Regions from separate parts of the Homo sapiens genome. Here region 1 is linked to region 2. The links are chromatin loops, found by intact Hi-C in ENCODE. Cell type or tissue: gastrocnemius medialis. All regions are shown on one strand. Links, peaks and the distances in the headings refer to the core of each region. The heading gives the core; the rest is flanking DNA.

Region 1 (17,200 bases), core at 9,136-11,635, 160 kb before region 2:
GCCTCTGATGGTCTCTTCCTAACCTCAGTCACAGCACCTTAACTTGCCAGGGTAGAAACTCTGCCCTGTAAGTTCTATTTAGCGCCATCCAGCCCCCAAGAAGAAACTACTCTGCCCCCAACCCCGATTCAATGTCGGTTTTGTTATTTTGTTTTAGAAATTGTTAATTTTTGTTTCTTGTTTTTTTTTTTTTGTTTGTCTGTTTTTTTTTTGAGCCGGAGTTTTGCTCTTGTTACCCAGGCTGGAGTGCAATGGCACGATCTCGGCCCACTGCAACCTCTGGCCTCCCAAGTTCAAGTGATTCTCCTGCCTCGGCCTCCCAAGTAGCTGAGATTACAGGCATGCACCACCAGGCCTGGCTAATTTTGTATTTTTAGCAGAGACAGGGTTTCACCATGTTGGCCAGGCTGGTCTTGAACTCCTGACCTCAGGTGATCTGCCTGCCTCGGCCTCCCAAAGTGATGGGATTACAGGCATGAGCCACTGCACCGACCAGAAATTGTTAATATCATACATCATCAACCGAATGTAGTTTTAGGACATTTCAAATAATCCCCAAATCCCTCAAGTCTTTGCAGTCATTCTGTTCCCATCCCCAGCTTGAAGCAATCACTTAACTTTCTATGTCTGTAAGTCTACCTTTTCAGAATGTTTCATATAAATAGAATCGTACATCTAGCTCTTTTCACTGTACATAATTATTTTGAGATTTATCCATGTTAAGGCATGCATCAAAAGTTCATTCATTTTTACTGCTATTATTCCATTGTGTGGATATACCACAGTTATCCATTTGCCTTTTGATGGATGTGCAGGTTGTTTCTATTTTGGGGTAATTACAAATAACAGTTATGGATATTTGTGCACATCTTTCTGTGGACATTGCTCTTGGATAAACACCTAAGAGTAGAATTGCTGGGTCATATGGTAGGTATACATTTTAAGAAACTGCTAGGCTGGGCATGATGACTCACCCCTGTAATCCCAGCACTTTGGGAGGTGGAGGCAGGTGGATCATGAGGTCAGGAAATTGAGACCTTCCTGGCCAAAATGGTGAAACCTCGTCTCTACTAAAAATACAAAAATTAGCCAAGCGTGGTGGCGGGCACCTGTAGTCCCAGCTACTCAGGAGGCTGAGGAGGAAAATGGCATGAAGCCAGGAGGCAGAGGCTGCAGTGAGCCAAGATCGCGCCACTGCCCCTCCAGCCTGGGCAACAGAGTGAGACTCCATCACAAACAAACAAAACAAAAACAAACAAAGAAAACCCTGATAAACTCTTTTCCAAAGTTGCTATACCATTTACATTCCCACCAGCAGAGCAGTGTATGAAAACTCCTGCTCCTACACAACTTGCTGATATTTAGTATAATTTTAGCCATGTTAAAAGGTGGGTAGTGGTATCTCATTTGGTTCTAATTTGTATTTCCCTAATGAACAAGGATGTTGAGAATTTTTTCAACTCCCTAATTGTCACTAGCATATTTTGTTTAGTGAAATGTCAGTTCAAAATTTTTGCCATTGTTTTGAGTTGTTTTCTTACGGTGTTTAGAGAGTTCTTTATATATTCTGGATATAATTCCTCCATCAGATGTATGTTTAGCAAAAAAGTTCTACCTATCTGTTGCTTTTCCTTCTTTCCTTCTTCTTTTCTCTCTTTCTTTCTTTCGAGGGAGTCTTGCTGTGTCACCTAGGCTGAAGTGCAGTGGCACGATCTTGGCTCACTGCAACCTCTGCCTGCTGGGTTCAAGCAATTCTCCTGCCTCAGCCTCCTGAGCAGCTGGGATTACAGGTGCAAGCCACCAAGCCTGGCTAATTTTTGTATTTTTAGTAGAGACAGGGTTTTCACCATCTTGGCTAGGCTGGTCTCGACCCCCGATCTCAAGTGATCCACCCACCTTGGCCTCCCAAAGTGGTGGGATTACAGGCATGAACCACCACACCTGGCCTGCTTTTCTTTTTATTCTCCTAATAATGTCTTTAAAAGTGCAAAAGGGGCCAGGCACGGTGGCTTATGCCTGTAATCCCAGCACTTTGGGAGGCAGAGGCAAACTGGATTGCTTGAGATCAGGAGTTCAAGACCAGCCTGGCCGACACGGTGAAACCCCGTCTCTACTAAAAATACAAAAATTAGCCAGGCATGGTAATGCGTGCCTGTAATCCCAGCTACTTAGGTGGCTGAGGCAGGAGAATCACTTGAACCCGGGAGGTGGAGGTTGCAATGAGTCAAGATTGTGCCACTGTGCTCCAGCCTGGGTGACAGAGCAAGAATCAGTCTCATTAAAAAAAAAAAAAAGTGCAAAAGGCCAGGCATGGTGGGTCATGCCTGTAATCCCAGCATTTTGGGAGGCTGAGACAGGAGGATCACTTGAGCCTAGGGATTTAAGACCAGCCTGGGCAACATAACGAGACCTTGTCTCTACAAAAAAAATACAAAAGTTATTTTGTACACTGTAAGTGTACACACACACACACACACACACACACACACCTGTAAGTCCCAGCTACTTGGGAGGCTGAGGTGGGAGGATCACTTGAGCCCGGGAGGTTGAGGCTGCAGTGAGCCATGATTGTGCCACTGCACTCTAGCCTGGGTGACAGAGTGTGACCCTGTCTCAAAAAAAAATTATAAAAGTACAAAAGTTTGAAATTGTGATTAACTCGATTTCAATTTGTACTTCTGTTCAATTTGTGTTTTTAGTGCCATATCTATAAAACCTTCGCCTAATCAAGAATCACAAAGGTTCTCCTAAGTTATGTTCTAAAGTTTAATAGTTTCAGGTTTCCCATTTAGAGCTATGATTCAATATGAGTTAACTTTTCGATAAAGTGCAAAATATAGATCAAAGTTCTTTTTTTCATATAGACATCCAATTGTTCTCCCACCATTTGCTGAAAACATATTTTCTCCACTGAATTGCCTTTGCAACTTTATTAAAAATCAGTTGCCTATATATGTGTGAGTCTATTTTGGACTCTATTCTATTCCAGTAATCTATTTATCTTAACACTAACACCACACTATCTTGGTTACTTTAGCTTCAGGAAGCATAGGGTTTATCTCAGAGAATGCTCCGTGTGCACTTGAAAATATGTGTATTCTGTGATGTTGGATGAAGTGTTCTGAAAATGTCAGGTCACATAGTTTGATAATGTTGCTCAAATCTTCTATTTCCTCACTGATTTCTGTTTGGTTATCTACCTACTACTGGAAATTAGGTACTGAAATATCCAACCATTGTTGAACTGTCTATTTTAATCTTTCAATTCCATCAGTGTTTTCATGTATTTTGAGGTTTGGTTGTTCAGGGTGCATACATTTATAAATGTTGTATTTCTTCAATGTACTGACTGACCCTTTATCATTATGAAATATTCCTGTCTCTAGTATTTGTCTTAAAACCTTTTTTTTTTTTTTTGAGACGGAATCTCACTCTTGTTGCCCAGGCTGGAGTGTGATGGTACGATCTCAGCTCACTGCAACCTCTGCCTCCTGGATTCAAGTGATTCTCCTGCCTCAGCCTTCTGAGTAGCTGGGACTACAAGCGCTCACCACCATGCCTGGCTAATTTTTTTTGTATTTTTAGTAGAGACGGGGTTTCACCATGTTGGCCAGGCTGGTCTCAAACTCCTAACGTCAGGCGATCCATCCACCTCGGCTTCCCAAAGTGCTGGGATTACAGGCTTGAGCCACCACGCCCAGCCTTAAAACCTATTTTTTGCCTGACATTAAAATACCACTCCAGCTCTCTTATGCTTACTTTTTTAAAAATTTCAATAGGTTTTGGAGGAACAGATGGTGTCTGGTTACATGAATAAGTTCTTTAGTGGTGATTTCTGAAATATTGGTGCACCCATCACCCAAACAGTGTACCCTGTACCCAATGTGTAGTCTTTTATCCCTCACCCCCCTTTCCCACAAGTCCCCAAAGTTCATTCTTATGCTGTTGCGTCCTTATGCCTATGTGTCCTTATGCCTTTGTATCATTCTTATGCCTTTGTGTCCTCATAGTTTAGCTCCCATTTATGAGTGAGAAGATACGTTTGGTTTTCCATTCCTGAGACACTTAACTTAGAATAATGGTCTCCAATTCCATCCAGGTTGCTGCAAATGCTATTATTTGGTGCCTTTTCACGGCTGAATGTATTCCACAGTATACATACACCACATTTTCTTTAACCACTCATTGACGGACATTTGGGCTGGTTCTGTATTTTTGCAAATGTGAATTGTGCTGCTAAAACATGCATGTGCAAGTATCTTTTTCATATAACGACTTCTTTTCCTCTGGGTAAATCTACCTGTAGTTCTTTAAGGAATCTCCACACTGTTTTCCATAATGGTGATACTAGTTTATATTCCCATCAACAGTGTAAAAGCGTTCCCTTTTCACCATATCCACGGCAACATCTTTTTTTTTTTTTTTTTTTTTTTTTTTTTTTTTTTTTTTTAGGAGATGGCTGGAGTGCAGTGGCATGATCTCGGCTCACTGCAACCTCTGCCTCCCAGGTTCAAGCAATTCTCCAGCTTCAGCCTCGTGAGTAGCTGGGACTACAGGAGCGCAACAGCAAATTTTTTTATTTTTAGTAGATACAGCATTTCGCCATGTGGGCCAGGCTGGTCTTGAACACCTGACCTCAGGTGATCCACCTGCCTCAGACTCCCAAAGTGCTGGGATTACAGGCGTGAGCCACTGACCCAGCCTCTTTTTGGATTTTTTTATTATGGCCATTCTTGCAGGAGTAAGGTGGTATTGCATTGTGATTTTGATTTGCATTTCCCTGATAATCAGTGATGTTGAGCATTTTTTTCCTATGTTTGTTGCCATTTGTATATCTTCTTTTGAGAACTGTTTATTCATGTCCTTAGCCCACTTTTTGATGGGACTGTTTTTTTCTTGCTGATTTGTTTGAGTTCCTTGTAGAGTCTGGATATTAGTCCTTCGTAGGATGCATAGATTGCAAATATTTTCTCCCACTCTGTGGGCTGTTTGCTGATTATTTCTTTTGCTGTGCAGAAGATTTTTGTTTTATTTAAGTCCCATCTATTTCTCTTTGTTTTTGTTGCATTTGCTTTTGGATTCTTGCTCATGAAGTCTTTGCCTAAGCCAATGTCTAGAAGGATTTTTCCAATGTTATCTTCTAGAATTTTTATGGTTTCAGGTCTTATATGTAAGTCTTTCATCTATCTTGAGTTGATTTTTGTATAATGTGGGAGATGAGGATCCAGTGTCATTCTCTTACATGTGGCTTGCCAATTATCCCAGCACCATTTGTTGAATAGGGTGTCCTTTCCCCACTTTACGTTTTTGTTTGCTTTGTCAAAGATCGGTTGACTGCAAGTATTTGGCTTTATTTCTGCATTTTCTATTCTGTTCCATTGGTCTATATGCCTGTTTTTGTCCCAGTACCATGCTGTTTTGGTAACTATTGGCCTTATAGTATAGTTTGAAGTTGGGTAATGTAATGCATCCAGATTTGGTTTTGTTGTTGTTTTTGAGACGAAGTCTCACTCTGTTGCCCAGGCTGGAGTGCAGCGGTGTGATCTCAGCTCACTGCAACCTCTGCCTCCCAGGTTCAAGCAATTCTCCTGCCTCAGCCTCCCGAATAGCTGGGATTACAGGTGCCTGCCATCACGCCCAGCTAATTTTTTCTATTTTTAGTAGAGAGGGGTTTCACCATGTTGGCCAGGCTGGTCTCAAACTCCTGACCTCAAGTGATCCGCCTGCCTCGGCCTCCCAAAGTGCTGGGATTACAGGCATGAGCCACTGCGCCTGGCCCAGATTTGTTCTTTTTGCTTAGTCTTGCTTTGGCTATGTGGGCTCTTTTTTGGTTCCATATGAATTTTAGGACTGTCTTTTCTAGTTCTGTGAAGAATGATGGTGGTATTTTGATGGGGATTGCATTGAATTTGTAGACTGCTTTAGGCAGTATGGCCATTTTCACAATACTGATTCTACCCATCCATGAGCATGAGATATGTTTCCATTTGTTTGTGTCATATATGATTTCTTTCAGCGGTGTTTTGTAGTTCTTCTTGTACAGGTCTTTCACCTCCTTGGTTAAGTGTATGCCTAAGTATTTTTTTTTTTCAGCTATTGTAAAAAATGTTGAGTTCTTGATTTGATTCTCAGCTTGTCTGCTGCTGGTGTATAGCACAGCTACTGATTCATGTACATTAATTTTGTATCTTGAAACTTCGCTGAATTCATTTACCAGTTCCAGGAGCTCTTTGGATAAGTCTTTAGGGTTTTCTAGGTATACAATCATGTTGTCAGCGAACAGCAACAGTTTGACTTCCTCTTTACTGATCTGGATGCCCTTTATTTCTTTCTCTTGTCTCATTACTCTAGCTAGGACTTATGGTTACTATTATTATGGTATATCTTTTTCCATCCTTTTACTTTCAACCTGTGTCTGTGATTCTAAGGTGTGTTTCTTATAGACAGCATGTAGTTGGGTCTTGCTTTTATGCAATCTGAAAATTTGTACCTTAGGCAATTCACACTTAATGTATTTAATAATTATTGATGTGCTCAGAACCATCCATGTCTGATTTTTCTTTTTTCTGTGTCTCATATCTCCTTTGTTCCTCTGTTCTTCCTCCACTGCCTTTAACTGTTAGGTATTTTTATTAATATGTACCATTTTAATTTCTGTTGTTTTTTCTGCCCAGAGGAGGCAGAAGAAATGTTGATTTTTAAAATTGTATTTTTGAGCTATTTTCTTAGTACTTGCTCTACAGATTACAATACATATCTTTATTTATGATCTACTTTAAAATAATACTAACTTAATTCCTGTAAAATATAGTAACTCTACTTAAATATATCTCCTTTCATTTCCCTTGTGCTGTTATTTTCATATATGACAATGTACAAAAATGCATTGTTACAATTGTGGTTTTATGTAATCTTATTCTTTTATTGACATTAGGAGAAGAAACGAGAAAGAATGTAGGTTTTTTTTATATTTACTCACACATTTATCATTCCCAGATATTTCACTGTCTCCTATAGATTTAAGATACTTTCTAATATCACTTTCTTTCAGCCTAGAAGATTTCATTTAGTTTTCTTGTCAGGTAAGTCTGCTGGCAATAAATTCTACTTTTTATTTTTCCAATCTGGGAATGTTCTTATTGCCAGTTTTTTATATTATCTCAGCCCCCTGACTTCTAAGGGTTCAATGCTTCTGATGAGAAGTCAGCCATTCATCACGTAATTGTTCTACTGTATAAGTCACTTTTCTCTAGCTGTTTTTAAGATTTTCTCTTTGTCTTTCAACAGTTTAACTATGATGTGTCTAGGTGTGGATCTCTTTGTGTTTATTTTACTTGGAGTCCTTTGAGCTTCTTAGATCTATAAATGATTTTCAACAAATTTAGGAAGTTTTTAGTCATCATTTTATTTTGGGTGTGGTACTTCTCACTTTGTTACATTCCTTTAATCTATTTTCAGACCACAGAAAGGATTTTGTCCAGCTTTATAGTTGCTTTTTGGGGATATGACTTGACCTCCTCAATCCATCACAATGGAAGTGAATCTTCTAATATTTCATTTTAATGCTTATTTTCTTTTCAACCTTTTGTTTTAAATGTCCATACTGATCACACCGATGTGAAAGCGTTTTAAAATGTTAAAAATAAATATAAGCAGAAGATATTTTGATTAGTCTTTATAAAATGCTTCTACCCATTCTAGGTGTATAGCTTAACGGATTGTGTGTAAATCCGGTTTACAATATTAGGTTCTATCAGAGGACCTATAAATATGAGAGTAGGAGGAAAGGAAAAGAAACAGGGCCGGGAACGATGGCTCCCATCTGTAATGCCAGCACTTAGGCAGGCCGAGCCAGGTGGATCATCTGAGGTCAGGAGTTTGAGACCAGTCTGGCCAACATGGTGAAACCCCGTCTTTACTAAAAATTAAAAAATAATTAGCCGGGCATGGTGGCGTCTCCTGTAATCCCAGCTATTTGGGAGGCTGAGGCAGGAGAATTGTTTGAGCCTGGGAGGCAGAGGTTCAGGTGAGCCGAGATCGCGCCACTGCACTCCAGTCTGGGCAACAGACTGAGACCCTGTCTCAAAAACCAACAAACAAAAAAAGAAATAGGAAGGAAGACAAGAAAGTGGTTTAAAGGTACAAGGAGAGGAAGAAATCTCACCAAACATAAGGAGTTACCAACCTGCGTGTAGTGGATCGTGAAAATGGCGTGGGATCTGCTGCTGGCCTCATGAACATGGGTGGCTGCTGTGATTCTGTGTATACAAGGAAAAACTGTTAGGACGAGGATTGTTTACACATGGTGGATTCTTAAGGATCCATACAGAATACAAGAAATGTTAGTGCTGAGGTTCACCGACAAGAATCATAAAACACACATATTTAGTCCAGTATCGTGAAGAGAATAGTCCAAAGAGGGCAGAAGCAGCACTCTAGGTGCTGATATCTGAGCATAAAACGGAGTGTAGCTTCATACTAAACTACACTGAAACTTTTTTTTTTTAAGCAATAGAAGCAAAAATTCAAGTGAAAAGGGAAATGAAGACTAGAGCGTCATCATCCTGGAAGAACATGCCCAAGATAGACCCATTTTATTTTATTCTTTCACTTTATTTTATTTTATTCTTGGAGTCATTTTAATAAGACAAGTGGATGTAGAAAGCTTGCTAGAGAAGATACCTCAAAGACAGAGAAGGTAAGTTTTGATTAAACACAGAATATTAATTCTACAGTGTCAGAAAGATCTTGGAAATGAGATCTTAAATCACATCAATATCATGCTTAAGCCAGGCGGAATTCACAGTCTCCCTTAGAAATCCATTACAGTGTTAACCCTTAAAGTCAGGAGAGGTTTTCCTTTATCTAAGAGCATCTCACTGAGCTCTGTTCTCAGAGGATCTGGAGAATTGAAGAAAAGGGCCAAAATCTAGAGGCTAGTCTCATGATTCAAGCCTGACACTGAAAAATCATGGAGCTCAGGGTACCCTGAAGACCAGAAGTAAGTGTCTCCAGGAGAGTTCCATGAAGCTCAGGAGAATGTTAAATTTAAATTTCTTCCTTTATGTTCAATTAACTTGGTCCTGCTATTAACAGGATAAATAGAAGGCTCTAAAGACCTTTTTACCCCAGAAAAAAAAAGCCTTTTTTAGGGACATTTACTAGTAATATTCTAGGTATTTCATAGTAACTTACAACATGAAATGTTATTACAATTTACAATAGCTTTTAGGGGAATCTACAGCACCTAGTTATTCATAGCAGATTCAAAACAGTCTTTTGAGGGGCTACCTTATAAGTATGCAAAACTAGAAAAAAATGTTTTTATGAACCTTTTACACTATATTCATCCTTATATCTATCAAACCTGAGGAGAGGACAATGCAGGTAAGAACCCTTTCTTCCAAATTTAGAAGCTCTAAACAAAATATAGAGTAACTTCCTTGGGCTTACTGCCTAATATTATTATGTCCAGAACAGATTCCAGCTTCATTACTAGTGAGAAGAGACTAAATCTTAGTCACCACCCCTTACCCTGTGAACACTATTGTTCTGGGAAGAGCCTCCTGGTTGTGAACATCTCTACACACAGAGACAATTTTAAGTGTCATTATACACTCCCCAAAGGGAAATGGGAACACAGGATAGGAGTGTGAGGATAAAAGAATGACAGAAACAAACAAACCTGTTACCTGTTTGCAATTCCCTCCTCCAAGAGTTGGATTACTTGCTTATAATTGGTAACTACATGTTGAGATAAACCTATCGGATTTGTGAAACGGAAAAAAGAAATTAAATGAGATTTTTGGTAAACTTTAACCTTTTCTTGTAAGTCTTTATCATTCCTATTTCATATTGTTTAATAGACAAAAATGAGGGAATCTGGCCAAATTCATTCAGATAATAAATTAAATCAAGAAATATTTATTGGAAACCTCTTGTCAGGTATATGATAGACTCTAGGAATATAGGTCTCTGTCCTCACAGAGATTATGGTCTATAAGTCATATAGACCATATGCTAACAACAACTATAATTCCTTACAGTTCTGCTATATAGGTTATAAGAACTGTTCTCATTTGGCCCTCACAAAGTCCCTGAGGTAGGCCAGTGTTGTTTTCCCCACAAGGTGGCAGACTCGGTTTGGCATACAAAATACACAGTACACTCATCTCTGTCCTCCCACAGTTTACAATCATGGTAAGTTACACTACACAAGACAATATGGCCAAGTGCCACAGGAGTTGGAAAGATGATACATGATGAGGAGATCAGAGGCGTGGTCAGGACAGGTTCCACAGAAGAAGTGAGACTTAAATTTAGCCACTATAGAATGGGGAGGCTTTAGATAGGTGAAGAGGAGCCTACGGGCATGAAAGTAAATCTTCATGGCTGGTTACTGACCAAGTCCCAAAGGCCTTCCCAACTGTTCCAGAGAATCTCTGTATGAGAGATTCAAAAACAAAGTAACTTCATGGGCTTATTGCTAAATACAATTACACCCAAAATAACAAAGTAACATAAATGAAACCAACAAAAATAATAGTCAATAGAAAGCAATCCAAGAAAGACCCAGATACTGAAGCTACCAGGCCGACTTAAAAGTAACCCTGAAGGCTGGGCACTGTGGTTCATGCCTGTAATCCCAGCACTTTGGGAGGCCGAGGCGGGCGGGCCTGAGGTCAGGAGTTTGAGACTAGCCTGGCGAACATGGAGAAACCCTGTCTCTGCTAAAAATGCAAAATTAGCTGGGTGTGTTGGTGCATGCCTGTAATCCCAGCTACTCGGGAGGCTGAGACAGGAGAATCCCTTGAACCTGGGAGGCGGAGGTTGTGGAGAGTCGAGATCGCGCCATTGCACTCCAGCCTCGGCAACAAGAGCGAAACTCCATCTCAAAAAAAAAAAAAAAAAAAAAGGCCAGGCTCGGTGCCTCATGCCTGTAATCCCAGTACTACTTTGGGAGCCCAAGGCAGGTAGATCATGAGGTCAGGAGTTCCAAGACCAGCCTGGCCAAGATGGTGAAACCCCACCTCGACTAAAAATACAAAAAATTAGCTGGACATGGTAGCGGGAGCCTATAGTCCAAGCTACTCAGGAGGCTGGGGCAGGAGAATCACTTGGACCTAGGAGGCAGAGGTTGCAGTGAGCTAAGATCTCACCATTGCACCCCAGCCTGGGCGATAAGAGCAAAACTTCGTTTCAAAAAAAAAAAAAAGTAACTCTGCTTAATATTTTCAAGGAGTTTAAAGACAAGATTGTAAACTTGGAAACTATAATGAAATAATAAAATGGATATCTGAGAAATAATACTGTAAGTGAAAATAAAAACTCAATATAAAGTTTAATAGCAGGTTAGACATAGCTGAAGAAAGAATGAGTGAGCAGGAAGATAGATCAGAAACATACTCAAAATTTAGCACAGAGAGACAAAAGATTAAAAATATGGAGGGAGCCGGGTGCAGTGGCTCACGCCTGTAATCCCAACACTTTGGGAGGCTGAGGCGGGTGGATCATGAGGTCAGGAGTTCAAGACCAGCCTGACCAACGTGGTAAAACCCCGTCTCTCATGAAAATACAAAAATCAGCCGGCTGTGGTGGTGCGCGACTGTAATCCCAGCTACTCGGGAGGCTAAGGCAAGAGAATCGCTTGAACCCAGGAGGTGGAGGTTGCAGTGAGCTGAGATTGCGCCATTGCACTCCAGCCTGGGCAACACAGCGAGGCTCCATCTCAAAGAAAAAAAAATGGAGGCTAGGTGTGCACACCTGTAATCTCAGCTACTTGGGAGGCTGAGGCAGGAGGATCCCTTGAGCCCAGGAGTCCAAAACCAGTCTGGGCAACATTAGCAAGACTTCATGTCTAATAAATAAATTAATTAATTAAATATAGAAGAAATGGTAAGACTCACAGAGTATACAGGCAATAGGCCTTAACATACCTGTAATTAGAGTCCCAAAAGAAGAGGAAAGAATGGGATAGAAGGATTATTATAAGAGGTAATGGTAGTGGAGGGAAGGGGGGAAAAAAGGGAAAGGTAATGGCTAAGAACTTTCCAAAACTGATAAGAAGATACAAAAGCACAATTCAAGAATCCCAGCATGATTTTTTAAAAACCTAAATCTACCCATAAGTAGACCATAATAAACTGTTCAAAGACAAAAGTAAAAATATTGAAAAAATTAGACTAGGAGATGACTTCTCAGCAAAAACAGTGGAAAGCAGAAGAGAATGGTATAATTTTTAATGACTAAAAGAAAATAACCATCAATTTAAAATTCTGTACTCAGTGAACTTTACCTTCAAGAACAAGAAAAGCAGGCTGGGTATGGGGGCTCATGCCTGTAATCCCAGCACTTTGGGAGGCCGAGGCCAGTGGATTACTTTCGGTCAGGAGTTCAAGATCAGCCTGGCCAACATGGTGAAACCCCATCTCTACTAAGAGTACAAAAATTAGCTGGGCACGGTAGCATGTGCCTGTAATCCCAGCTACTCGGGAAGCTGAGGCAGGAGAATTGCTCAAACCCAGGAGGCGGAGGTTGCAGTGAGCCGAGATCGCGCCACTGCACTCTAACCTGGGTGACAGAGCAAGACTCCATCTCAAACAAACAAACAAAAAGCCAAAAGAGAACTTGTCAATAGCAGATCCACACTAGAGGGAAAACAAGATTATTCTTGAAGTAGAAGGCACTCAGAGATAAAAGGTAGGATATTCTTTAAAAATTAAGAGCCCTAAAAATGGCATTTAAGTCAAGAAGGGACAAACTGAGTTCAAGTCTTATAAGGTCCAAAAGGTTTATTGTCTGGGAAGAAGCAGAACAACCAGTAAATATTAGACTTTGATAAATCAATGGTCTATGTTGTAATCTCTGGAGTAACCACCAAAATAGTAAGACAATGTGTAAATAATAAGCTAGTGGAGAAGGAATATGGAATAATTTTTTAAAGTTATCAAACCAAAAGACAAAGTAACGAAAAAGGAACATAAAACAGGAAAAGTAAAGAGAAAACACAAAATAACAGATTTAAACCCAAATAAAATCAGTGATTACATTAAATACAAGCAGACCACAATACCAAATTAAAAGACCAAAACTGTGATGAAACAAAGGTAAAACAAAGCAAAAGGAAAATTTTTTAAAATAAAAAACACATCTGAAACATACATAGAAAACTGAAAGTAAAAGTAGAAAAGAAGATAAAAATACAAACAATAACACAAAGAAAGCTAGTTTCGTTAATGCCTGACAAAGTAGACTTTAAAGTAAAAGCATTATTAGAGATAAAGAAAAATCCTTCACAATGAAAAAAGTGTTCAATGAACCAGGAAGTTTTAACAATTCTAATTTTGTATGCATGTAATAATAAAGCCTCAAAATATATAAAACAAAAATTGGCAGAATTAAAAGGAGAAAAAGGCATCCATACTCATAGTAGGAAAGTTTAACTTGCATTTCTTAGTATCTGTTAAAACAAGTGGAAAAATAAAATCAATAGGGGTACAGAAGATTTGAACAAGTATCAAACCTGATAAATAGTAATATATAAACACTATGCCCAACAATTGTATAATACATATTCTCTTCAAGCATACATGGAAAATTTACAAAAACTGGCCAATGTGCTAGGCTACAAATCAAACTGTGCTATACATATTTGAAGCTTTTTCATTATTATTATATCTGTTATGATGATCTGTGACCAGTAATCTTTGATGTTACTATTATAATTGTGTTGGTACACCAAGAATCGTATAGAAAAGCGAACTTAATTGATAAATGTATATGTTCTGACTGCTCCACCAGCCAACCTTTCCCCTACCTTTCTCCCTCTACTCAGGCCTCCCTATTCCCTGAGACACAACAATATTGAAATGAGGCCAATAACCCTACAATGGCCTTTAAGTGTCCAAGTGAAAGAGTCTCTCATTTTAAATCAAAAGCTAGAAACGCTGAAGTTTAGCAAGGAAGGCATGTCGAAAGCCAAGAAAGGCTGAAAGCTAGGCCTCTTGCGCCCAACAGTTGGCCAGGCTGTGAATGCAAAGGAAAAGTTCTTGAAGGAAATTAAAAGTGCTACTCCGTGAACACATGAACGATAAGAAAACAAAACAGCCTTCTTGCTGATATGAAGAAAGTTTTTACAGTATGGTTAGAAGATCAAACCATCACAACATTCTCCTAAGCCAGAGACTAATCCAGAGCAAAGCCCTGATTCCCTTCAATGCTATGAAGGCTGAGAGAAGTGAAGAAGCTGCAGAAGAAAAGTTGGAGCTGGCAGAGGGTGGTTCATGAGGTTTAAGGAAAGAAGCTTCTCAGTAACATTTAAGTGCAAGGTGAAGCAAGCAAGTGCTGACGGAGAAGCTGTAATAAGTTATCCAAAAGATATAGCTAAAGCTAAGATAATGAAGGTAGCTACACTAAACAACAGAATTTCAATGTAGACAAATCAGGCTTCCATTGGAAAAAGGTGTCATCTAGGATTTTTATAGCTAGAAAGCAGCAGCCAATGTCTGGTTTCAAAGCTTCAAAGGACAGGCCGATTCTCCTGTTAGGGGCTAATGCAACTGGTGACTTTATTTTATTATTATTATTATCATTATTATTATTGTTGTTGTTGTTGTTGAGACGGAGTTTCACTCTTGTTCACCAGGCCAGAGTGCAGTGGCACAATCTCGGCTCACTGCAACCTCTGCCTTCTGGGTTCAAGTGATTCTCCTGCCTTAGCCTCCCGAGTAGCTGGAATTACAGGCACCAGCCACCACGTCTGGCTAATTTTTGTATTTTTAGTAGATATGGGGGTTTCACCACGTTGGCCAGGCTGGTCTCGAACTCCTGACCTCAGGTGATCCACCCACCTCAACCTCCCAAAGTGCTGGGATTACAGGCATGAGCCACCATGACTTTAAATTGAAGCCATTATCACTCTGAAAATCCTAAGGCCAGGCTGGGCGCGGTGACTCACAGCTGTAATCCCAGAACTTTGGGAGGCCAAGGCAGGTGGATCTCTTGAGCCCACAAGTTCAAGACCAGCCTGGGCAACATGGTGAAACCCTGTCTCCACAAAATACACAAAAAATTAGCCAGGTATGGTAGCGCATGGGTGGGAAAATGAATCACATGAGCCTGGGAAGTTGAGGCTGCAGTGAGCTGTGATCACGCCACTGCACTCCAGACTGGGTGACAGAGCAAGACCCTCCCTCTCTCAAAAAAAAAAAAAAAATCCTAGGGCCCTTAAGAATCATGCTAAATCTACTCTGCCTGTGCCCTATAAATGGAACCATAAAGCCTGGATGACAGCGTATCTGCTTACAGTAAGCCCACTGTTGAGAACTACTGCTCAGAAAAAAAGATTATTTTCAAAATATTACTGCTCATTGACAGTGTGCCTGGTCACCCAAGGGCTCTGATGGAGACGTACAAGAAGCTAATGTTCTTTTCATGCTTGCTAACATAACATCTGTTCTATGGCCAATGGACCAAGGAATCATTTCAACTTTGAAGTCTGATAATTTAAGAAATACATTTCATAAAGCTATAGTTGTCACAGTGATTCCTCTGATGGATCTGGGCAAAGTCTATTGAAAACTTTCCAGAAAGAATTCACCGTTTTAGATGGCATTAAGGACATTCATGACTCATGAGAGGAGCTCAAAATATCAACATTGAGGGGTTTGGAATAAGTTGGTTCCAACCCTCATGAATGACTTTAAGGGGTTCAAGACTTTGGTAGAGGAAGTAATTCCAGAGTGGTGGAACTATCAAGAGAAGTAGAATGAGAAGTGGAGCCTGAAGATGTGACTGAATTGCCACAATCTCAGGATCAAATTTGAATGGATGATGAGTTGCTTCTTATGGATGAGCAGAGAAAGTGGTTTCTTGAGATGGAACCTACTCCTGGTGAAGATGCTGTGTGAAATGACAAAAAAATGAAACAGAATATTATATAAACTTAGTTGATAAAAGAGTGTCAGGATTTAAGAGGACTGACTCCAGCTCTGAAATAAGTTCTATTGTGAGTAAAATGCTATCAAACAGCATTTCACACTACAGAAAAATTTTTCATGAAAGGAAGAGTCAATTGATGTAACAAACTCCATAAGTTGTTTTAAGAAATTGCCACAGCCATCCCAACCTTCAGCAATCACTATCCTGATCAGTCAGCCGCCATCATCACTAAGAAAAAATCCTGCACCAGCAAAGAGATTATGACTCACTGAAGGCTCAGGTAACCACTAGCATTTTTTAGCAATAAAGTATTTTTAAATTAATGTATGTACATTTTTTTTTTTTTTAGACGGAGTCTCACTCTGTCACCCAGGCTGGAGTGCAGTGGCGTGATCCTGGCTCACTGCAATCTCTGCCTCCCGGGTTCATGCCATTCTCCTGCCTCAGCCTCCCGAATAGCTGGGACTACAGGTGCCCGCCACCACACCCGGCTAATTTTTTGTATTTTCAGTAGAGACGGGGTTTCACCATGTTAGCCAGGATGGTCTCTATCTCCTGACCTTGTGATCTGCCTGCCTCAGCCTCCCAAAGTGCTGGGATTACAGGCGTGAGCCGCCATGCCCGGCCAAGTATGTACATTTTTAATACATAATGCTACTTCGTACTTAATAAAATATAGCATAAATATAACTTTTATATGCACTGGGAAACCAAAACATTTGTGTTTTTATTTTGATTTTTGCTTTATTGTGATACTTTATTGTGGTGGTCTGGAATCAAACCAAATATATCCAAAGCATGTCTGTATACATGTTGTTTTAGGTGAAATTATGTGGAGCATGTTCTCTGAACTCAATACTATTAAACTAGATACCTATAACAAAAATACAACTAGAAAATCCCTGAGTGTTAAAAAATAAAGAAACACACTTCTAAATCCATGAGTCAAAAGAAATCATATTGGAAATTATATATACTTTAAACTGATTGATGATGAAAATACTACACATTAAAACTGGTGCAATACAGCTAAAGTCATGCTTACAAGGAAATTTATAGCTATAAATAAATATACTACAAAAGAGGTGGCCAAGGCAGGCAGATCACAAGGTCAGGAGTTTGACATCTTGGCCAACATGGTGAAACCCCACCTCTACTAAAATACAAAAATTAGCTGGGCGTGGTGGTGCACATCTGTAGTCCCAGCTAGTCAGGACTAGCTGCCTCAGCCGAGGCAGGAGAATCGCTTGAACCCGGGAGG
Region 2 (15,364 bases), core at 2,131-4,630:
CTGAGACCACCAAGTAATTTATAAAGCAAAGAGAAGAAATTTAAGCCAGCTGTAGAAATTTGCGTTAAGTAACAAGGAGCTGAATGTTAATCACCAAAACAATGGGAAAAATGTCTCCAGGGCATATCAGAGATCTTCATGGCAGCCCCTCCCATCACAAGACCTGAGGCCTAGGAAGAAAAAATGGTTTCGTGGGCAGCCTCAGAACTTGGGGCCCTGAGTCCCAGCTGCTCCAGCTCCTGGCTAAAAGGGGTCAAGGTACAGCTTGGGCTGTTGCTTCAGAGGGTGCAAGCCCCAAACCTTGGTAGCTTCCACGTGGTAGCTGGGCCTGCAGGTGCACAGAAGTCAAGAATTGAGGTTTGGGAACCTCTGTCTAGATTTCAGAGGATGTACGGAAATGCCTGGATGTCCAGGCCAAAGTCTGCTGCAGTGGAAGAGACCTCATGGAGAACCTCTGCTAGGGCACTGCAGAAAGGAAACGTGGGATTGGACACCGCCCACCCCCCAGAATCCCCACTGGGGCACTGCCTAGTGGAGCTGTGAGAAGAGGGCCACCATTCTCCAGACTCCAGAATGGCAGGTCTACAAACAGCTTGCACTATGAACCTGGAAAAGCCTCAGGCACTCAATGCCAGCCCAGCAGAGCAGCCTCTGGGCCTGAACCCTGCAAAGCCACAGGGTCAGAACTGCTCAAGGCCTTGGGAGCCCACCCTTGGCATCAGCGTGCCCTAGATGTGAGACATGGAGTCTAAGGAGATTAAAATAAGTTTTAAGACGTAATGGCTGTCCCACTGGATTTTGGACTTGCATAGGGCCGGTAGCCCCTTTGTTTTGGCCAATTTCTCCCATTTGGAATGGGAGCATTTACCAATGCCTATTCCCCCATAGCATCTTTAGAAGTAACTAACTTGCTTTTGATTTTACAGGCTCCTAGGCAAAAGGGACTTGCCTTGTCTCAGATGAGACTTTGGACTTGGACTTTTGGGTTAATACTGGAATGAGTTAAGATTTTGGAGGCCTGTTGGGAAGGCATGATTGTGTTTTGAACTGTGAGGACATGAGATTTGAAAGGGGCCAGGGAATCTGGGCGTGGTGGCTCATGCCTGTAATCCCAGCACCTTGGGAAGATGAGGTGGGTGGATCATGAGGTCAGGCGTTTGAGACCAGCCTGGCCAATAGAGTGAAACCCCGTCTCTACTAAAAAATGCAAAAATTAGCCAGGCGCGGTGGCTCACGCCTGTAATCCCAGCACTTTGGGAGGCGGAGGCCGGTGGATAACCTGAGGTCAGGAGTTTGAGACCAGCCTGGCCAACATGGCAAAACCCCATCTCTACTAAAAATACAAAAATTAGCCAGGCCTGGTGGCAGGTGCCTGTAATCCCAGCTACTTGGGACGTTGAGGCAGAAGAATTGCTTGACCCTGGGAGGCGGAGGTCGCAGTGAGCCAAGATCGCGCCACTGCACTCCAGCCTGAGCGACAGAGCAAGACCCCATCTCAAAAAAAAAAAAAAAAAAAAAATTAGCCAGGTTTGGTGGCACACATTTGTAGTCTCAGCTACTCAGGAGTGTGAGGGAGGAGAATCGCTTGAAGTGTTGGAGGTTGTAGTAAGCCAAGATCGCGCCACTGCACTCCAGCCTGGGTGACAGAGTGTGAGACTCCATCTCAAAAAAAAAAAAAAAGAAAGAAAGAAAGAAAGGGGCCAGGGGCAGAATGATACAGTTTGGCTATTCATAATCTCATCTCGAATCTGGTGAGAGGTGATTGGATTATGGGGGTGGTTTCCCCCATGCTGTTCTCATGATACTGGTTTTATAAGGGGCTTTTTCCCCTTCACTGTCTCTCTCCTGCCATCCTGTGAAGAAGGTGCTTGGCTTCTCCTTTGCTTTCCACCATGATTATAAGTTTCCTGAGGCCTCCCCAGCCATGCAGAACTGAGAGTCAATTAAACTTCCTTCCTTTATAAATTACCCAGTCTCGAGTATTTCTTTTGCTTTTTGTTTTTTTTTGAGTTGGAGCCTGACTCTGTCTCCCAGGCTGAAGCTCAGTGGCACGATCTCGGTTCACTGCAACCTCTGTTTCCCAGGTTCAAGTGATTCTCCTGCCTCAGCCTCCGGAGTAGCTGGGATTACAAGCATATACCACCACGCCTGGCTAATTTTTGTATTTTTAGTAGAGATGGGATTTCATCATGTTGGCCAGGCTGGTCTCGAACTCCTGATCTCATATGATCCTCTCTCCTCGACCTCCCAAAGTGCTGGGATTACAGGCGTTAGCCACCAAGCCCGGCCTTGGGTACTTCTTTATAGCAGTGTGAGAACGCACTAATACAGACCCCATTCCAGGAGATGACAAATAGCAAAAGGCAAAATGATACTCCCTTCTTGACTTTTTTTTCCTCTCCCACTTTTATGTCTTTACGTTTCCTCCTACCATCAACTGCCTTTCCTAACATTGTGGTGACTGATTAAAGAAGAAAAAAAGGACGAGATGAAACTACACTTTACAGTACTTTTTCCCCCCACCACTCCAATCCCGAATTGTGAAATTCATTCTTTTCCTGATCCTCTAATTTGTGCAGTAATGCCGCGAGGTAAGGCTGAACCTTTCTAGAGAGCAAGGGCTATCCAATACCAGGAACCTCAGAGTCCTTCCTCAAGCCATTATCTCAGAGCTATCTGATCACTGTGGTCACCATACAGGCAGTCTATTAATGTCAACTACAGCAACACAGTAAGGGTGAGGGGCGGAAAGTGATCTCTGTTTAATTTCGAGGAAGGGTCCAGAGAATTACCATCCAGCTACCCTTCCTCCACTGGTCCCTCGATGTTCTCCCGGCACCTCCCGTCCTCTCTCCGGGCCCATCTGCCGAGTAAGGGCCAGAGAGCCCCCTCCTCCGCTTAAGCCCGACCCCACCAACTTTTCAACCAATACGATACACTCTTTCTTCTCAGGACATAGTCTCAGACTTCATCCCGGCCAGCTCCCTCCGTCCCACTCCTGGAGACTCACCAAGCGGGCGAGGCCACTCCTCTCCGGCGGCAACTCGGACACCCCAACACCGGACCTGGCGCTGCACCCTAGTCGCGCCTGCGCGCGCCGAGCCCGCGCGCCTGCTCACTTCCCGTTCGCCGCGGACACAGACACACCCCTGCAGCTGGAGCCAATCACGGTGCTGGGGGTTTAAATGTCCCTGCCACGCAGACGGAGAGTCTGGGAATTCACTAGTTAACCGGATAGATTTCAGTCCTGCCCGAAGCTGGGAGGTGTTCATGCAATAAACATTTACTGAGGGCAAACCGTATGCCAGGCACTGTGCTGGATGAACGCTGAAGAAAAGAAAGCGAATACAGTGCTTTCCCTGCTCTTCATCGCCTTTCAATATGTCTAGACTAAGATATAGATATGTAAACAAATTATAGTGGATAGAATACAGTGCATAGCACATAGAAAATTTGAGGCGCCTTTGGCTGATAATGAACAAAGCGTTTTATTCTTAGGGGTGTCTGGAAGGGTTCCCGGAGGAAGTGACTTGAGTCATGAAGGATAAGTAGGAGTTCCCCCGGAAATCCGGCAGAGAAAGAGCTAGAGTTTTCCAGGCTCTGGGGAACAGCTTATGTCGAGAACAGCATAACGCCTTCTGGAAATTTCTAGTAGTTCATCCTTGTTAGAGGCTTAGTGCTAATCGTACATCCCCGAGTGTAGAGGAAAGAAAGCTTTAGAAGGCCAACAATCGCTAGATCTTGGAAGGCCTTGGAATTTTAGACCACTTTGTACTAGGGGCACTGAAAGCTATTGAAGAGTTTTAAGCAGATGGAGGATTATTGTAAACTATTTGCTGCAGGAACCCCTCCATGCACCTCTAAGAATAAAATAAACTGCTGGAAATCAAGAAAAGAAAGTGCTTCACCAGGCACAGTGGCTCACGCCTGTAATCAATCCCAGCACTTTGGGAGGCTGAAGCGGGCAGATCACGAGGTCAGGAGTTCCAGACCAGCCTGGCCAACATAGAGAAACCCCATCTCTACTAAAAATACAAAAAATTAGCCGGGCATGGTGGCAGGCGCCTGTAATCCCAGCTAGTCGGGAGGCTGAGGCAGGAGAATCGCTTGAACCTGGGAGGCGGAGGTTGCAGTGGGCCAAGATCATGCCATTGCACTCCAGGCTGGGCAACGAGAGTGAAATTCCGTCCCCCCTACAAAAAAAAAAAAAAAAGAAAGAAAAAATAGCTGGGTGTGGTGGCGGGTGTCTGTAATCCCAGCTACATTACTATCATAATGTCTATCACTGGCGACAGTGCCAGACTCCATCTCAAAAAAAAAAAAAAAAAGTGCTTCAAGGAGTAAGTAGTCTATTCCTAAGGGATCAAGGAAGATGAAGCCTGAGAAATGTTTTTTTTAATTTCATAACACAGAGGTCACTGATTATCTCAGTGAAAGCTGTTTGTTGGAATGCTGGGGTTGAAAAAAACAACTTAGTAGTTTGGAGGTGGGGGAGATGTAGAGATGGGGACAAGTTGTAGAATGCTTTTGGAAAGTTTGGCCTTGACAGGGAGGAAGGAGGGAGAATGATGAAGGATCAAGATTTTTTGTTTTTGTTTTTTTGATTTTTGTTAGAATTAAGACAGGAGAAACTTGAGCATGGTAGGGAAGATTCAACTGAGAAAAAAATGGTTGAATAAAGGAAGAGAAGGGATAGTCAGTAGGCAAAGATCTTGAAAGGGTAAGAATAGAGGCAGTTTAGAGGCAGTTCGAAACACTGGTAAGAATAATGGTTTTGGAAGAGGGCAGGGAGGGAGAAAGAGAGAGAGAGGAGATATTTCCCCAATTATGAGAGGAAGTATGTTTCTGTATGTTTAGTAACAGGAAGTTAAAGTTCTCATTTGCTGACTTGTTTTCTCTGTGAAGTTGAAGATGGGGTCATCTTCTGATAGAAAAGGAGGTGGTATTGGGAGTTTAAAGGAAAGCTGAGAAGATTTGGAATATTGTAGAAAGTAATACAACAAGTTGACAGAAGAATGTTGTAGGACTGGTAAGCAATATTGAGGGCCTTTTTAATATGGGCAAAAATGAACTCACCATTTTCTGCCCTCCTGTGTAAATTTCTCAAGCAGCAGTCACTTGTTGAGGGCAGAGGTGGAGAAAATGTATGGTTGAGTTCATTAGTTCATTTAGGGTTGTGATGGTCATTGATATAATTCCGTGGTTCTCAACCAGGGACGATTTTGTCCTCCGGGGGATATTTGGCAATGTCTGGAGATGCTTTATTGTGATGACAGGGAAACGGGGGTGGGTACTACTAGCATCGTGTCCAACAGTGCTGCTAAACATACATACACACACACGCACACACATATATGTATATATATATAGAGAGAGAGAGAGAGAGAGAGAAGGTCTTGCTCTGTTGCTCAGGCTGGAGTGCAATGGTGTGATGTCAGCTCACTGCAACCTCTACCTTTGCAGCTCAAATCCTCCCACCTCAGCCTCCTGAGTAGCTGGGACTACAGGTGTGCACCACCACTGCCGGCTAATTTCTGCATTTTTTGTAGAGACACGGTTTCACCATGTCACCCAGGCTGGTCTCAAACTCCTGGACTCAAGCGATCTGCCTCCCTTGACCTCCCAAAGTTATAGGATTACATGTGTGAGCCACTGCTCCCAGTCTGCTGCTAAACATCTTATAATGCACAGGATACCCCTGACAAAAAAGTATATGTTCCAAAATGTCAGTAATCCCAAAGTTGAGAAACCATAATCTAGCGTTACCTTGGCACTCACCAATATCTGACTGTGGTCTTCTACAGGCTTTTCCCTGAATGATGGCCCAGAGTTTATAGGGTAAAATAGTTCCTCCATTGCATGCCTTTGAAGGAGAATAGAATGAGCAGCGTACCACAACCCTTGAGTGTTTCAAGGACTTGTGATGTCACAAACACGGAATTGGAAGTTTCCTAAACCTCTAGAACAAATCTGGATTTACATAGAAGAGGTTAATATAGCCGCTTCCTTTCTTTTTTCTCTCTCTTTTTTTTTTTTTTTTTTTTTTTGAGACGCAGTCTCGCTCTGTCGCTAGGCTGGAGTGCAGGGGCGAGGTCTCGGCTCACTGCAACCTCCGACTCCCGGGTTCAAGCGATTCTCCTTCCTCAGCCTTCCGAGTAGCTGGGACTACAGGCACGCACCACCACGCCCAGCTAATTTTTGTGTTTTTAGTAGAGAAGGGGTTTCACCATGTTGGCCAGGATGGTCTCGATCTCTGGACCTCATGATCTGCCCACCTCGTCCTCCCAAAGTGCTGGGATTACAGGCGTGAGCCACTGTGCCCCACCGCTGCTTACTTTTATTTGAGACGTTGAAGGTCTTGTTAAACAGAGATGTTATAATCTCAATAATATAGGAGGGACACTCCACATAATTATCAACCTGAATGTCATTTCATTTATCTGATAGTCTTAGTCACTAAAATTAGGTTTCTGAGGGAATGGGTATGGGCTAAGTTTAATAATAAATATAGGCGGCCGGGCGCGGTGGCTCACACCTGTAATACCAGCACTTAGGGAAGCCGAGGTGGGCGGATCATTTGAAGTCAGGAGTTTGAGACCTGCCTGGCCAATATGGCGAAACCCCATCTCTACTAAAAATACAAAAATTAGTTGGGCGTGGTAGTGCACGTCTGTAATTCCAGCTACTTGGGAGGCTGAGGCAGGATTATCGCTTGAACCCGGAAGGTGGAGGTTGCAGTGAACCAAGAGAGCGGTTCTGCACTACAGCCTGAACGACAGAGCAAGACTCCATCTCAAAATAACTAACTAACTAACTAACTAAATAAATAAATAATAAATGTAGGCTGGGCGCGGTGGCTGACACCTGCAATCCCAGAACTTTGGAAGGCCAAGGCAGGCAGATCACTTGAGCCGAGGAGTTTGAGACCAGCCTGGGCAACATGGTGAAACCCCGTCTCTACTTAAAAAATATTATAAATACCTTAGGCATGAGTAAGAATAAAGTCAGTATTATGGAATGTCTGCTCTGTGATAGGCAGCATTCATAGATAAACACTTGACCTATGTTATTTAATCCTAGCAACACCCTGTGAGATAACATTATCCTAATTTTAACTCAAGAACCTGAGGTTCCAAGAAGAATTGTAATTTACCCAAAGTCACAAATTATTCGTAGCTAGTCCAAGATCTGAAACTCAGGTCTGGCTGTTCTAAAGCTCTTGCACCTTCCATTCAACTTCAGAAAGTTTTACAAGGAAGGAGTGTTTTCAAAATGTAGCCCGAACAGTTGCCACTGACTAAAGGAAATGGCGGGACACCAAGGAAGAGAGTAGGAGCTACAGGGAGGCCGGGAAAGAACAAGGAGAAACAAGGAGAATGAAAAAGGGACCAGGGAGGCTGTTCATAGCGTCCAACGCTGCGTACTGACTCTCCCGCAAGCGGGCCTGCCTTTGTTCTTCCTCCATTCTTTTTGAGAAAAACCTCTTCCTGTGTGTCCGTTGTTCACTCTCTTGTGTTCAAATAAAGCTAGATTATTGAGAACTGCGGACGGCAAAGGAAAAAAAAGCGAGCGTGACGGCTTCGGTGTGCGCCTGCGCGTTGGCGGCGGCTGTGGCGGGGCCCGGCGGGGAGCGGGTCCGGAGCAGGCTCCCGGACCCAAAACTGAAGGGGGCGTCTGAGGCGTCAGGGAGCTCCCTCGCCTGGCTCTCGGCGGCCTGATGGAGTAAGAGGGGTTGGCTGTGAATGTGAGTATCGACGGGCCGGCCTGCGTTGAGCGTATCGGAGCCCAAGGGTCCTGGTCGTCTGCCCCTTAGGGAGGTTGTGGGGCTGCAAGACACCACCGGGTTTCTACTCCTGCAGGCTGCGGCTCAGGGGCAACCTGGTGGTCCACTCTCCCAGAGCCGGCGCGGGTTTATGGGCAGGCGGTGCTGCTGGCTTCGGGGTACGGATTTTCGCGGGGGCGTTCCAGCTCTGCTCCCAGCCCCAGAAGGAAACGTGGCTCCAAAGCCTTGACCTTTAGGGGAAGCCACTGACCTCCTTCGTCCCCAGTTGGGCAGGGAGTCCAAAGACCCTGGTCCTTAAAGCCCGTAGGTCTCAGGCCAGGGACACATTTCAACCTCTCGCGACTGACAACCTCCGTTCTTTTTCCTCCTTTCGTTTCTCTCCTTGTGGGATGCGTCTTGATAATAACAACTAATAACAAATAGTAACAACAGCTTACTGTGTCCGTTTAATATTTAGTCCGAATCTCGGTGTATAATTGTGGAGAGGAAATGCTTTACATCCTCTTCCCCTTTCAATTTGTTGTGTAATCATCTTTGAGAGTAAGATTAAGGCATCTTATTGAGAAGTTTGAGATATCCGTGGCTTTTAGCAACTTGAGACTGTCATCCTAGGTAAGCGAAGTTCTCTTACCTAGCAAATAAGTGCTGTATCCACCATAATGGTTTATATCCAGTTTATTCAAAGCACAAATAACTTCTTTTTTTTTTTTTGAGACAAAGTTTCGCTCTTGTTGCCAGGCTGGGGTGCAGTGGCGCGATCTTAGCTCACTGCAACCTCCGCCTCCTGGATTCAAGCAATTCTCCTGCCTCAGCCTACCCAGTAGCTGGGATTACAGGCACCCACCACCATACCTGGCTAATTTTTTGTATTTTTATTTATTTTTATTATTATTATTTTTTTTAGGACGGAGTTTCGCTCTTTCGCCCAGGCTGGAGTGCAGTGGCGGGATCTTGGCTCACTGCAACCTCCGCCTTCCAGTTTCAAGAGATTCTCCTGCCTCAGCCTCCCGAGTAGCTGGGATTGCAGGCGTGCACCACCACCACGCCCGGCTAATTTTTGTATTTTTAGTAGAGACGAGGTCTCACCATGTTGGCCAGGCTAGTCTCCAACTCCTGACCTTAGGTGATCCACCCACCTTGGCCTCTGAAAGTGCTGGGATTACAGGCTTGAGCCACCACGCCCGGCCCACAGATAACTTTTGAGTGCTTATTAAGAGCTTAGTACTGTTGTAAATAGCATGGGAAATCTTAAAATTTGCTTTAAGCCCCGTTCTCAAGTTTGGTCGTGAATGAAATAATGAAAGACAATTTTCAGATGCAACTAGAATTTATTTAGTATCTACTACACATTTGCCAATACCGCGCCATGCCTAGAGTTAACTCTTGAGTCTAGAAGATAGTAGGAGCCCTTTAATTAGAAATACTAGATGGTTTTCGAGGAGAACTTTAAAATGGCCTGGAAGGGGCCAGGCGCGATGGCTCACGCCTGTAATCCCAGCACTCTGGGAGGCCGAGGCGGGCGGATCACCTGAGGTCAGGAGTTTGAGACCAGGCTGACCGACATGGAGAAACACCGTCTCTACTAGAAATACAAAATTAGCTGGGCATGATGGCACATGCCTGTAATTCCAGCTACTTGGGAGGCTGAGGCAGGAGAATCGCTTGAACCTGGGAGGCGGAGGTTGCAGTGAGCCAGGATTGTGCCATTGTACTCCAAAAACGAAACTCCATCTCAAAAAAAAAAAATTAAAAAATAATAAAAAATGGCCTGGCAGGAGGTAGAGGGTGTGAACGAATCTGATCAGGCTAGTTCAGAACCTATTGTGTGTGTGTGTGTGTGTGTGTGTTGTTTTTTTTTTTTTTTAGAGAGAGCCTTGCTTTGTCGCCCAGGCTGGAGTGCAGTGGCGCAATCCCAGCTCACTGCAACCTCCGCTTCTTGGGTTCAGGTGATTCTCCTGCCTCAGCCTCCCGAGTAGCTGGGATTACAGGTGCCCACCACCATGCCTGGCTAACGTTTTGTATTTTTAATAGAGACGGGGTTTCACCATGTTGGCTGGGCTGGTCTTGAACTCCTGACCTTAGGTGATCCACCCACCTCAGCCTCCCAAATTGCTGGGATTACAGGTGTGAGCCACAGTGCCCGGCCTCAATTGTTTTGATTAAAAGGAAGATATTTAAAAAGGAAAGACTATGAATAGTGATTATTGTACATCTAGATTAGTGCACGTGTAGTCTGAAGGCTGCTCTACAAGAGTTGAGAGGAATGGAAGATGCTAGACGACTTGGTTCTGGGACCAGGAATGGCTCAGTGAGAAGTCTATGTATTGTGTGTTTTGTAATTGGGAGTATCTTAGTGGAGAGTTTAGGATTAATTTCTGTACCCAATGAATAAGAGCACCTGGGCAGACAAGTTACATATGAATGCTCTACTTGGACCTCTAGCATGTGAAATCACTAGTGGAAACTCTACAGTCGAGTGTGTGTGTGTGTGTGCATGTTTGTGCATGTTTTAATCTGAAAGAAACTATCAAGAAGCTCCCAGGTCTTCATCAGTGAAGGATTGGTTAAATAAATGTATGAATTTGCTAGAAAGAATGAGCCAGCTCTATATGTGCTAATATTGAGTGACCTCCCATATAGTGAGAAAGAAAAGGTGCAAAAGAGGGTGTGCATTTTGCAACCACTGTGGTTTTATAAAAATATTATGTATTGCATATACAATTGTTCCTCCATATCCGTCCATGGGTTCTGCATCCATGGATTCTACCAACTTTGGATGGATAATATTTGGGGAAAAAAAATTCACAAATTTCTGAAAAGCAAAACTTGAATTTGCTACGTGCTGAGTACATACTACATTGCATCCACATAAATGAAGTTATGTGTAGGCATTGTATTAGGTCTTACATGTAATCTAGAGATGATTTAAAGTATACGGAAGGTATGTGTAGGTTACATGCATATACTGTGCCATTTCATATAAGGGTCTTTAACATTCTCAGATTTTGGTATTGAGGGGGATCCTGGAACCAATCCCCCATGGATATCGAGGGACAACCATATATGCATAGAATATCCTCTGTGGAGGATAGTCAAAATCATAGAGACAGAAAGTAGAATGGTGGTTGCTAGGGGTTGAGGGAGGGGGAAATGAGTTATTGTTTAATGGATATAAAGTTTCAGTTATGCAAGATGCAAGTAGTTATGGAGACGGATGGTAGTGTTGGTTGTACAACATTATGAATGTATTTAATACCACTAAACTACACTTAAATGGTTAAGATGGTAAATTTTATGTTTTGTATTTTCATGCAAAAAAATTGAAAAATATCTCTGGAAAACAAATAAGAAACTCACAAGAGTGGCTGACTGGAAGTGGCGGTGGCTAGGAAACAGGAGGGGGTAGTAATAGTTTTTCCTAAAAGCTTTTTTTTTTTTTTTTTTTTTTTTGAGACAGGGTCTTGCTCAGTCACCTAGGCTGAAGTACAGTGGCATGATCATGGCTCACTACACCCTCAAACTCCTTGGCCCCAGCAATCCTCTTCCCACCTCAGCCTTCTTAGTAGCTGGGACTACAGGTGCGTGCCACCATGCCCAGCTAATTAATAAATTTTTTGTGTGTGTGAAGAGGAGGTCTCACTGTGTCACCCAGAATGGTGTTGAACTCCTGGCCTCAAGTGATTCTGTTGCCTCAGCCTCCCAAAGTGCTAGGATTATAAGTGTGCTGCCACTGCATCCAGGCCATATTTTCCCTATAAGCTTTTTTATTTTATTTTATTTTATTTTTTTAAAGATGGAGTTTCACTCTTGTTGCCCAGGCTGGAGTGCGATGGCACGATCTCTGCTCACTGCAACCTCTGCCTCCCAGGTTCAAGCGATTCTTCTGCCTCAGCCTCCCGAGTAGCTGGGATTACAGGCACCTGCCACCATGCCTGGCTAATTTTTTGTATTTTTAGTAGAGATGGGGTTTCACTATGTTGGCCAGGCTGGTCTCAAATGCCTGACCTGGTGATCCCCCCACCTCAGCCTCCCAAAGTGCTGGGATTACAGGCGTGAGCCACTGTGCCTGGCCAAAAAAATTAATTTTTTAATTGGCAATAAAATATATGTATTTATTGTGTACAATATGGTGCCTTGACATATATATATATAACAAGTCCTCACTTAACATCAATAGGATCTTGGAAACTGTGACTCTAAGCAAAACAGCATAATAACAAAACTAATTTTGCCACAGGTTAATTGATATAAAAAAGAGTTAAGTTCCTATGGCATATTTCTGGTCACAAGAACATCACCAAACTTCTAAATGAAGACCCCAAACACTTCTAATACTAAACATTGAAATAAATGTGAGCTATACGTAGATGTAAAAAAGAGTAGCTTGGGCATGGTGGCTCATACCTGTAATCCTAGCACTTTGGGAGGCCAAGGTGGAGGACACTTGAAACTGGGAGTTCAAGATCAGCCTGGGCTTCAAAGCGAGACCCTGTCTCTACAAAAAATTTTAAAAATTGACCAAGTATAGTAGCGTATACCTGTAATCCCAGCTACTTGGGAGGCTGAGGTGGAAGGATCACTTGAGCCCAGGAGTTCAAAGCTGCAGTGAGCTATGATCATGCCCCTGCACTCTACCCCAGGTGATAGAACAAACCCCTGTCTCTGGAAGAAAAAAAAAAGAAGGGCTGGGCGCGGTGGCTCACGCCTGTAGTCCCAGCACTTTGGGAGGCTGAGGTGGGCGGATCACGAGGTCAAGGGATCTAGCCATCCTGGTCAACATAGTGAAACTCTATCTCTACTAAAAAATACAAAAGTTAGCTGGGTGTGGTGGTACATGCGCCTGTAGTCCCAGCTACTCGGGAGGCTGAGGCAGGAGAATCGATTGAACCCGGGAGGTGGAGGTTGCAGTGAGCTCAGATCATGCCACCACACTCCAGCCTGGCGACAGAGCGAGACTCCGTCTCAAAAAAAAAAAAAAAAGAAAGAGTAATAAAAACAGGATATTTGCCTAATTTTTGGCAAATCAATGGGTGACCACAGTCCCACTGGTGGTGGGCTAAATCAAGGAATAAATATTTCCAAAGTGAAAATTTTAAGGAGCACTGGCTACTACCATGTGGTTAAAAATCAACAAATATGACAGGTGGGTGCTTTCGTACCACATTGTTTATTGTTGTGCATACGTCACACATTTTTATTTTATAATAATTTTTATTTATCCACTCTTTTATTTTCCAACGTCTTTATTCCAGTTCAGTGTTCAGGTGGTCAGAGCCTATCCTAAGCAGCTAAGGTTACAAGGTAGAAACCAACCCTGGACAGGACGCCATTCCATCCCAGGGTGTACTCACACACACACACCCACACTCACTGAGACTGGGACTGTTTAGACACCCTGTTCACCTATCAGGCACTTACTTCGGGGTGTGGGAGGAAACTGGAGACCTGGAAGAAACCCATGAAGGAATAAGGAGAACATACGAAGTCTTCATGGACAGTGGCCTCAGCTGGAAGTAATTTATTTTTTCTCATTAATGTTGTAACAGCATGATATTGAATGAAACAGCATTTTTTGAGGACCTGCTGTACCTTGTGGAATAGCTAGATGAAACTAATTAACATATGTATTACTTATAAGTTTTTGTGGTGAGAACACATAAACCTTGCATCACTTTCTAATGTCCCAGAAGATGTTCATGTAGGTGAAAAATCTGTTTATAATTATCTGAGCCTCAAACCAAATTTGTTTAACATAAACATACAGTATTTTTTTTGTTGTTGTTGTTTTTCTGAGGTAAGGTCTCACTCTGACCCCCCAGGCTGGAGTGCAGTGGCATGGTCTTGGCTCACTGCAACCTCTGCCTCCTGGGTTCAAGTGATTCTTGTGTCTCAGCCACCTGAGTAGCTGGGATTACAGGCATGCAAGCCCAGCTAATTTTTTTTTTGTAGAAACGGGGTTTTGCCATGTTGGCCAGACTGGTCTTGAACTCCTGGACTCTACCGATCCGCCCGCCTCCGCTTCCCAGGTGCTGGGATTACAGGCGTGAGCTACCGCGCCTGGTCAACACAGAGTATTTTTTGCCTGAAGCATAGTTAATGTGTAAATCAAGGGACTGTGCTTTCTTTAGTTCAGAAAGATTATTGAGTTGGTCACTATTTTGGGAAATTATATTGCAGACAGCAATGCTGTTTGTGTTTGTTTTGAGACAGAGTCTCACTCTGTCACCCAGGCTGGAGTACAGTGGCATGATCTTGGCTCACTGCAACCTCTGCCTCCCAGGTTCAAGCAATTCTCGTGCGTAAGCTTCCTGAGTATGTGGGACTACGGGCACGCATCACCACGCCTGGCTAATTTTTGTGTTTAGTAGAGATGGTATTTCACTATGTTGGCCAGGCTGGTCTTGAACTGCCTCAGCCTCCCAAAGTACTGGGATTACAGGCGTGAGCCGCCATGCCTATCCTATTCATGGTATTTTTTATCAACAATATCACATGCCTGTCTATATTAGTCTGATTTTGTAGTAGTCATATTTATAGTTTTATTCTTCTAATATAGTCATGTCTGAGCATTTATATGTTGATATACATGTTACTTTATAACTCACTTTCCTTTAATTTTTCATTTTTATTATAGTTAGCACATTAATTGATATTTGAAGTTTTACATGTGTAAGTAAGTTACAGTAGCTCTGCATTTTATTTCAGGAAGGATAAGAAGGTTATTACAAAATATTTACAACAAAAGGGGGTACAAAATATCTTTAAAGAAAAAATTGTATGGTGACAATTGGGGAAGCTGGCTGATCAGAACACTGGGGATTGTTATAATAAGCCTTCTATTTTTATGTATGAATGAAAATTTCCACAATGATATGTTTTAGGAAAAAAGTTGGGTCTGATGTGATTGAGAATTGCTGCTCTACAGTGTGCCTCAGAAATAGCCACAATTGGGATAAGTGTTATAAAGAAGAGATAGGGTTTCAGAAGAGCAGTGCACAGTGAGGGGTATGACCTAGTCTGGGAGATGAGGGAGTGCTTTCCTAGGCAACTGACATTTGGACTGAGATTTGAAGGATGAGTAATTAACTAGATGAAAAGGAGTAAGAGCTTTCCAGGGAGAGGGACCAGCATATGAAAAAGCCCTAAGGTGGGAGGAGTGTGGTAGGTGGGAAGAACTGAAAATGTCATTTTGTCTGATCACAGAGATCAACAAGAAAGTAGCTCAAACCTATGTAATACACATTAGCAAGGGTTGTGTCAAGCGGGCCTTGTAAGACCTTTTAAATATTTTGATTTATATCTTACATAATTAGATGCCTTTGAAGGGCTTTTAATAGTGAGGGACAAAGGCATAAAACATAAGCATGCATGAGAATAGTTTTTTCAGTGTATGGTTGAGCAAACCATGTATGTGTATGTTTAGATGGAGGCACCGTAAAATTGAGGTAGGCTGGAATGCCGAGCCACCTCATGAACAGCTGCTATTCAGGAGTCACCCAGGTCCCAGCAGACTTTGTCACTAAACCTAGGGCCTCCTACTCCATCGCATGATGGAGGATATGTCTTCTTTGATCAGTCTGT

Evidence for each region. Peaks named below come from ENCODE experiments on the same cell type or tissue, not always from the same donor. Only the 100,000 strongest peaks of a DNase experiment are listed, where the experiment ranks them.
Region 1: it touches region 2 in a loop (4-fold over the local background); 16 of 110 quality-filtered maps call a loop at or near these places.

Annotation. Positions count from the first base shown.
Region 1 is chr15:42,643,578-42,660,777 of GRCh38, reverse strand. It overlaps STARD9 (StAR related lipid transfer domain containing 9), which reads right to left. Exons shown (of 33, transcript NM_020759.3): 8 at 9,693-9,762; 9 at 8,186-8,258. Among named protein-coding and RNA genes, the nearest start is that of STARD9, 77 kb to the right of the region's middle. In gastrocnemius medialis, for the core only: a CTCF peak has its summit at 10,123 (motif pointing right); a DNase peak (open chromatin) is centred at 10,217; H3K27ac peaks cover 219 bases.
Region 2 is chr15:42,483,360-42,498,723 of GRCh38, reverse strand. SNAP23 (synaptosome associated protein 23) reads right to left here and starts at 3,090. Exons shown (of 8, transcript NM_003825.4): 1 at 3,011-3,090. It overlaps ZNF106 (zinc finger protein 106), which reads left to right and starts at 7,583. Exons shown (of 22, transcript NM_001366845.3): 1 at 7,583-7,744. RefSeq lists enhancers at 2,330-2,873, 2,874-3,417, 7,411-7,520, 7,821-7,870, 7,921-8,110. In gastrocnemius medialis, for the core only: a CTCF peak has its summit at 3,601; DNase peaks (open chromatin) are centred at 3,083 and 3,563; H3K4me3 peaks cover 1,950 bases; H3K27ac peaks cover 2,500 bases.